Regions from separate parts of the Homo sapiens genome. Here region 1 is linked to region 2. Evidence: chromatin contacts called from ENCODE Hi-C data. All regions are on one chromosome and are shown on one strand. The core of a region is the stretch at or near the end of the contact, and the rest is flanking DNA. Distances in the headings are between cores, read along the strand shown. Region 1 holds the start of PABIR3 (PABIR family member 3). Region 2 overlaps FIRRE (firre intergenic repeating RNA element).

Region 1 (4,171 bases), core at 1,145-3,644, 3.0 Mb after region 2:
TACTCAGCTTTAACCACCATCTTTTATAAACGTTCAGGTACCCTGGGAATTTTAACAGTGGCTTTTAGGACATCTTGATACTAGCCTGAATTCTCCTGCTATCTAATTATGTGCCATTAATCTCTTTGGAATTTTATCCAACTGTAAAATAGAAATGATTTACCTACTTTACAAGATAACTATGAAAGATAGGCTATTTAAACCTGCATTTATTCATAAAATAATTTCAGAAGTATTTATCAAGTGCTTATGAGTACAGAAATTCAAGGAGATATTCTGAGGCATCTCATTTTTTTTTTTACTTAAACAGAAGGGCAGAGGAATCTTGGCTTTGCCACTTAGTAGTTGCAACTTGAGTAAACCCCTCTGGGCTTTGGTTTCCTCCTGTGAAAAATGGGCATTGTGATGGTGCCTACCTCAAAGAATTATTGTAAACTTTAAATGCAATCACCTATTTAAAGTGATTAGGACAGTACCTGGCACATAGTAAGTGCCCAACAAACGGTAGCTATTACTAATCTGTCTTATATAAGGAATGGAGACTCCACATCATCCTCATGTCTGGGATTTAAGTAATCTAATTCTGCCTAATATACTCAAGTTTGTCTTATTCTATTCCCAGAATGAACAAAGAATACATATTTATTACCTTACATGTCATAACTTGTCACGAACTATCTCAAGACTGTCCCATTATTTTAAGTTCACCACTGGGTAGCTGAGCAGGGTTGATGATTGAACCAATCCAGATAAGTATGTGAAAACATTTTGTAGGCCAGGCGTGGAGGCTCATACCTGTAATCCCAGCACTTTGGGAGGCCGAGGCGGGTGGATCACCTGAGGTCGGGAGTTCGAGACCAGCCTGACCAACATGGAGAAACCCCATCTCTACTAAAAATACAAAATTAGCTGGGAGTGGTGGCACATGCCTGTAATCCCAGCTACTCTGGAGGCTGAGTCAGGAGAATCGCTTGAACCAGGGAGGTGGAGGTTGTGGTGAGCCAAGATTGCGCCATTGCACTCCAGCCTGGGCAACAAGAGCGAAACTCCGTCTCAAAAAAAAAAAAATGTTATCCGTAAAGTGCTATACCAGTGTTATGACTATTTTAATTAATAACTCCCATTTCACTAGGTTTATTTGCCTTGTCTGCCAGTTCTCTATATGGTTACTAAAATGTGTGGTTTTACAAAATTATTAGCATGGAGTTAAGATTTCAGTACTCAGTGTGGCTCATTAAGTGATGGTGAAAATTTCTAAAAGAGTAGTTCTTAAAACGATATGAGCCATGGCAGCATTCTTAGAATGTATGTAGCTTCTAATACTACCTGAAATGAAAACACTGATTTGCATTGATACTAAATTCTGAGATATTTGTTTTTAAAAAAGCCTCACTGCTTTAACTCAAATCTTTGTAAATTAGCTGAGGTCTTTATTTTTTATATGAATAGCTGTGAGGAGCCAGATTATATATAATGTAAAAATACACACTGAGGCAGGCGCGGTGGCTCACGCCTGTAATCCCAGCACTTTGGGAGGACGAGGCGGGCGGATCACCTGAGGTCCAGGAGTTCGAGACCAGCCTGGCCAACATGGTGAAACCCCGTCTCTACTAAAATACAAAAATTAACCAGGCGTGGTGGCGAGCACCTGTAATCCCAGCTACTCGGGAGGCTGAGGCAGGAGAATCGCTTGAACCTGGGAGGTGGAGGTTGCAGTGAGCCGAGATCGCGGCCACTGCACTCCAGCCTGAGCAACAAGAGCGAAATTCCATCTCAAAAAAAAAAAAACAAAAAACTGTACGATTATGGTTTAAAAAAGAAAGAAAGAAACCACACTGAAAACAGTAATTCGTTTGCCAAATGAGCTCAGTTAGGTTAGCACCTTAGCAAGACCCTTTGGGACCAAGTGGCCTCTAAGCACTTAGGTAGCAGTATCTTTTTTTTTTTTTTTTTTTCAGACTTTTGCTTTTCTAAAATTACAAAGGTGTAGTGTGTCTGCTGTTACAGGATGGAAAAATGCATCATAGGAGGTTAGAAGCTTGTTGGCCTCAGTCATAAAGGGATAAGAAAAATGAGAATTAGGCATAGGGCAGGAAGGACCTCACTCCTCCCAACGCTTTCATTTCTAAATAATGCTTAAGGAAACCATGCCAGGGTTAGTAAAAGAGTAGAGGCACAACCACGGTAAGTGGGCATTGGGGAAAGAGGAAGGAGGGCAGGACATGGGGATAAAGCGGTTTCTTAACTGCGCGTGCGCCCCTGGCAAAGCTGACTAAGGCGCCTGAAGTGACGTCATTGCCTGCATCACAACAGGCGTCGTCCGGCTGATAGCTTATCGCAGGCTCTGAGGGGCGGGACCCAACTGATTGTCAAAGGCGGCAGATTGTAGTTTTTGTTTTGGCCGGAAAGGCTTACCATGAGTTGCCAGGGCTGAGAGAGATGGAGAAGGATTCGCGGCGGTGACAGATTAAATTCCCCAGTTACATTATAGACTTGGAGGTGGGGGATCTTCTCATCGTTAGAGGCCCCGATCATGGGAGATAGGCGGTTCGGAGCCAGTTCTGCCTAACTTTGTGTTCACTGATGTTAGGGCTGCTAGGGCTGCAAAGGTGGGCACCCCTACTCGCCTAAGAGCTTTCTCCTCTCTTCTCTTTTTCCCCTTTGCCTCTCTCCTTACATCACCTGCCCACTAAGTAGACTTGTCCTTGTGTGGACGGGAGCCGGAAAGCCTTGAGAACTTATTCCTCGACCCGGACATGGCACAGGAGAAAATGAAACTAGGTTTCAAGTCGCTGCCGAGTTCCACTACCGCAGACGGCAACATTCTGAGAAGAGTCAACAGTGCCCCTTTGATCAATGGACTTGGGTGAGCCGGGTTGAGATACTGGAGGAGGCAAGCGGTGGGGAGGAGGTGTTCGGGAAAGTGATTTCCTATAGAATTCCCGTCCCTTTATTTGTTGAGGTTCTGCAGGTAACTCCCTTGTTCCTGGTGTCCGGAGATCCCACCCTCAACCTTGGGTGGGGGTAGTGGGACGGGCTGACCTGAGGGGGAGCGCGCACCCACCCTGAGGTTGACAAACATCTGAATCTGAACATCCTCCCCTGATAGTCCACTCGGACCCGAAAGTAGCAGCCAGTTGGTGTGGAGCACGGCTTTTTTCTAACTTCAACCCATTTCTTACCCACTCCTTTGAAGAAACTTAGTATCCTCCCCCACTCACCTCCAGATCTTCTGCCATGACTGTAATATTTGTCATTTCAGCTGCTTTGTCACCTCTGACCTTCACCTCCAGCCGCTTGAATGGAAATGGTTGTCAAGCAAATAAGCTTTGGACTTTTTTACATTTTTTTTTTTGTCTTTTTTTGAGACGGAGTCTTGCTCTGTCGCCCAGGCTGGAGTGCATTGGCACGATCTCAGCTTACTGTAACCTCCGCCTCCTGGCTTCAAGCAATTCTCATGCCTCAGCCTCCCTAGTAGCTAGGATTACAGGCGCCCACCACCACACCTGGTAATTTTTTGTATTTTTATTTTTTATTTATTTGTTTATTTATTTTTGAGACGGAGTCTCACTCTGTCGCCCAGGCTGGAGTGCAGTGGCGTGATCTCGGCTCACTGCAAGCTCCACCTCCCGGGTTCACGCCATTCTCCTGACTCAGCCTCCCAAGTAGCTGGGACTACAGGCGCCCACCAACACTCCCGGCTAATTTTTTGTATTTTTAGTAGAGACAGGGTTTCACCGTGTTAGTCAGGATGGTCTTGATCTCCTGACCTCGTGATCCGCCCGCCTCGGCCTCCCAAAGTGCTGGGATTACAGGCGTAAGCCACCGTGCCCGGCCTAATTTTTTGTATTTTTAGTAGAGACAGGGTTTCACCATGTTGGCCAGGCTGGTCTCGAACTCCTGGCCTCAGGGGATCCGCCTGCCTCAGCCTCCCAAAGTGCTGGTATTACAGACGTGAGCCACTGCTCCTGGCCTACACCTATTTTTTATTGGAGCAGAAAGTTTTGGTACCACAGAAGCTTGATCTCCTAAATTACACATTCTCACTGGGTGATACTTCCCCCAAGGGGAAGAGAAAATAGTTCTTGGGGGAGTGTGAAAAATTTTTACTCTTTTTATGTATAAAGCGCAGATATACATACAGTATGTACACAGATATATACTATATATG
Region 2 (4,623 bases), core at 580-3,079:
GCTATTATGCAATTGGTGTTTAAAGAAAAAATACATACAGATTATAGTAATACGATAGGTCATTTTGTGTTCACTTATCTGAATTCCATATTTTCTAAATATTCTGTATTGAGTCTATTACTTTTAATTTTAAATATTTCTACTTATAAATATTTATATAAATAAAAATATTTCTATTTCTTATAAATAAATAGCTATTTTCATATTTTTAAATTATACTTTTGGATAACTAAAGTACAACTGTCAAAATGCTCATACTATAACCAAGAGAAAAAGTATAAAAGAAAAAATATGCAGGACAATGCCCAATTTTTGTAAACATGTATGTGTATATACAAATTAAAATTTATCGGCCAGGCGCACTGGCTCACACCTGTACTCCCAGCACTTTGGGAGGCCAAGGCGGGCCAATCACCTGAGGTCAGGAGTTCGAGATCAGCCTGGCCAGCATGGCGAAACTCCGTCTCTACTAAAAATATAAAAATTAGCTGGTCACGGTGGCACACGCCTGTAATCCCAGCTACTTGGGAGGCTGAGGCAGGAGAATCACTTGAACCCAGGAAGCAAGAGGTTGCAGTGAGCCGAAATTGCGTCACTGCTCTCTAGCCTGGGTGGCAGAGCAAGGCTCTGTCTCAAAAATAGAAAAAAAAGGCCGGGCACGGTGGCTCATGCCTGTAATCCCAGCACTTTGGGAGGCCGAGACGGGCAGATCATCTAAGGTCGGGAGTTTGAGACCAGCCTGACCAACATGGGGAAACCCCATCTCTACTAAAAAAAAATACGAAATTAGCCGAGTGTGGTGGCACATGCCTGTAATCCCAGCTACTAGGGAGGCTGAGGCAGGAGAATCGCTTGAACCTGGGAGGCGGAGGTTGCGGTGAGCTGAGATTGTGCCATTGCACTCCAGCCTGGGCAACAAGAGCGAAACTCCATCTCAAAAAAAAAAAATTATCAATATATTTAGGTAAATAAAGCATAAAGATGTGATCAGTGTTTGTCTCAAGACTGTGGAATGATAAATAGGGTGAACATTCCTTTCAGTGTGCCTTAGGAAGTCACGGTTCACACAGTTGTCCAACTTGGACAATAAATTATACAATTATCTAAGGAGGATACACAATGTACATTCTCTACCTAACTGCCCAATTAATTATTTAAAATGTGTTGTTTCTTTATTCATTCAAAGCATCGTGTATGTGAAAATTAAAACATGAATATATGAGGCATAAAAATATAAAAGTGTAAGAAAAGGTCATACGATAAAGTTGATAATGTTTTAACATATTAGTTCAAAACCTATGGAACAGCTTAACTCTGATGTCTTTAAATGATAATAGCTAAATATGAGTATTTATTTTGAACATCAAGTTTGAGCAACTGAAATATTTATTAGTGAGTTCTCCATCTGGAAAGACATTTAAAAAGAAGGATGCCATTTTGGTTACTTTCTAAAATATGTGAGCCAGAAAATGGAGTACGCCATAAGAGCCTGGGAAATGAGCCAGGTCAAAGACCACAACGTCTGATGGAGACAGATAGCCAAGCCTCATACAAGCTTTGGAGTTCCAGCAATATCTTTTCCTCATGCACGGACTCCTTGGGACTTGAACCTTGTATCAGAAAACTTGAAAATGGGGAAAATCCTGCATATCTAATGGTGACCGATGAGGAGATCTATGAAGCTGTAGTAGAGGAAACTGAATTACTGAAAAGAAAAGATGCCTAATGAGAGTGGGTGGTTTTAGGCTTCAGTTTGATTGTATATGGAAAGCAAAAGCAAAAGCGCAGCGGTGTGAGCAAGTTTCTTCAAACTGGGCAAGACACAAGGTAGCCATATTTCCTGGTGGCTTTGCCTGTTAGTGGTGGTTTTTTTCAGATGGAATGGGAGGGAGAAGAAGGCCTGGGGGCAGGGTTAGTTGGCTTTTCTGGGCCCATACTGCCATCGCGAGGAAGTAGTTTGACAAAAGCAAAAGCTTCGGGTTTGAACTTCCCTCCTATCTAGCAGTTAAGAAAGATGTAGCAAATTCAAAGGTTCAACAGGGCCTGACCCCAAGATGGGCCTTCTCAACTTCAACTCTTAGGCTTTCCAGGAGTTCAGTCTGGACAAAGGCAAAATCTCAGTGAAGAAGCTGCTAAGTAAGGTACCAGGACTGATGCAGGGCTTTGGTTTCCTCTCACTGTGGGCAGGACTATGGAAAAACTACAGTCTACACACAGCTTCTGGGCATTGGTCTCCTGACCCTGCCCCTTAGACCATGAGACATTTGGGCTGGCACAAGATATCCCTGTACTTTGGGGTATGGGCCCCAATGTTAGCAACGTTAGAATGTGAGGAGGGGGAAATGAATCTCATTCGAGGTGGCATCTAACAGCAGCTGGAGGTCTCAGGGACACCAAAAGTCTGGTGCCTCTGTTGCCTAGAGCAAGAAGGATCTGAGGAAAAGGAGCATGTGTCACTGTGCCAAGTCAATAAATTCCAGAACATCAATAAGAGTGCAGATATACACAACCAGAAGGCCTGGAGGTATTCTCTGAGCCCAGGAGTTAACAGCTGTAGTGGCTTTGCAGCATTTTTTTCTAGGGTCCATTGTGAAGGCATACCCACGTGGAGGGATCTGCTCTCATTTCATCTCTCTTAATGGGACAGAAATGGTTTCTTTAGCTTTCTTCTAAGGAAGATGAGGCTTTTAAGGCTCAGGATCTAACTGTTCATTAAGATTAGCAAGTATTGTTCTCTGTGCCTGCTCCTTAGCCTTTTTCTGATGAAGATTCCTTGTAGGCCTGACAAGATATCCTTCAGGGAGTTGAGTACATCAGGACCCCCAGAAAACTTGCCTCTTTAGTACCACTCTTTCGTACCAGGGATGATCTCTGTACATGATCCTTTAGAGAAAATGCTGAGCAGTCCATGAAAACAAGCATGAGTATTTTGATATTCTTTCTTCTGCTCTCTTCTAAATCTATTCCATTTGAATATTTGCATGAGTACGTGTATGTGTGACACTCATGGGTTTGTTGGTATGACTTTAGGCTTCCCCATAGTTTGCAGATCTCCTTGGGTTTTGAAATTTTTCCTTTTCCTTTTCCCTTTTATTATAAGGCCACCGCATGGGTCATTAAATATCCTTCGGATGGTTGGATTTTGTGTTACTTATAAATTTGCCCAAAGATTTTTGTTTTCTTCACCATAAAAAGTGATTTTTTAAAATTTCCATATGTAAACAGAGCAATGTATAATTTTCAGAGAAACTGATTCTTACACTGAAGGCTATTTTAAAACCTGAAAGGTATACCTTTGTTTCTTGATTTCCAATGTAAACTTTGCTTGTTACTATTTCAAACGTGGAGACATGTATAACGTTAATACTTGAGGGCATGGCCTTAAAATAATTACTCCAGGAAGGTAGACACAATGAGTATCTTCGTTAGAAGACTGCAAATTCATTCTTTAGAATTCATATATATGCACTCAACTTACAGTAGTCATACATGGAATAAGTAGAGAGAGATAGACTTTATTTTTTCCTTTGTTTTCTCTTTTTTTTTTTTTTTTTTTTTGAGACGGAGTCTTGCTTTGTCGCCCAGGCTGGAGTGCAGCGGCGGGATCTCGACTCACTGCAAGCTCCGCCTTCCAGGTTCACGCCATTCTTCTGCCTCAGCCTCCCGAGTAGCTGGGACTACAGGCACCCGCCACCATGCACAGCTAATTTTTTGTATTTTTAGTAGAGACGGGGTTTCACCATGTTAGCCAGGATAGTCTCGGTCTCCTGAACTCGTGATCTGCCTGCCTCAGCCTCCCAAAGTGCTGGGATTACAGGTGTGAGCCACCGCACTTGGCTTGTTTTCTTGTATTAGTAAACTAGGATGGTTTGATCCCAAAGAGTCAATAATTTGCTTTAACCCCTAATCAAAGAGGTGGAATATCTTTACTGATGTGGACACTGAGAATGGAATTCAGTCTTTTCAAGGACTTAAGAGGACTACCTGGTATAGCTGAAACATGTGGAGTCAATCTACTAGAGAATAGGCCCTTTGCTCCTCCCCACTCTCTGACATTGCAGAGGAAAGCTGAATGAACCTACTCATCTCTGCACTCCTGTCTCCTATGGGAATGTGACCTTGACTCTGGACAAAGAGTGTGCTCATGTGAAAGGTTAAGTGATGCACACATATTGCCCACCAAATAGTTAAACCAATTGACAATGCTTCCCACCTCACGGGAACTTGTCCAATTCTACAAATGTTCACACAAACTAGGTGTTATCAGTGGTTTCATGTTCAGTAACTTACTTAGGGATATTTTGAAGAGGTGGGGAATGGTTGAGACTTTGTCATACTGTAATTTACTTGAGTATTGGTGAATTTGAGAACCTCTGCCAATGGACTTTGTTGTTCCATGGCCTTTTTCTTCTGCGAAGTTTGTGCCTGGTTCCTTTTCTCTTTCCTTGCTGAATTGTTTCTCTTTAACTTTTCATCTTGGAATAGCTAATGATCTGTAATGGATGTCAATGGTTGAAGGGCAGTAAATACTGACAAACAATTGCTTGTAGTTTCCTGTTTTTGCTGTTATTTTTATTATGCCTGAAACAATGAAATTGTTTCCATCGGCAATCAGGCCTGTTA

What was found. Hi-C counts contacts between places; a loop is a spot of excess contacts on that map. Pooled maps may share reads with other maps.
Region 1: a loop to region 2 is called in a map of naive thymus-derived CD4-positive, alpha-beta T cell, with 8 times the contacts of the local background. The contact joins the promoter of PABIR3 here to the enhancer-like site in region 2. A Hi-C loop is called at or near these places in 2 of 168 maps with a recorded cell type or tissue (GM12878 and naive thymus-derived CD4-positive, alpha-beta T cell) and 6 of 50 pooled maps.

Annotation. Positions count from the first base shown.
Region 1 is chrX:134,804,843-134,809,013 of GRCh38, forward strand. PABIR3 (PABIR family member 3) reads left to right here and starts at 2,395. Exons shown (of 11, transcript NM_001388447.1): 1 at 2,395-2,499; 2 at 2,698-2,866. The coding sequence starts at 2,757. RefSeq lists enhancers at 2,752-2,911, 3,297-4,171.
Region 2 is chrX:131,811,447-131,816,069 of GRCh38, forward strand. All of the region lies in intron 2 of FIRRE (firre intergenic repeating RNA element), which reads right to left. Among named protein-coding and RNA genes, the nearest start is that of FIRRE, 17 kb to the right of the region's middle. RefSeq lists an enhancer at 1,615-1,884. Within about 2 kb of position 1,830, at least 17 of the 41 ENCODE cell types and tissues checked have a DNase peak (open chromatin) inside an H3K27ac peak, as active enhancers do; they include GM12878, where a contact is called at or near this core.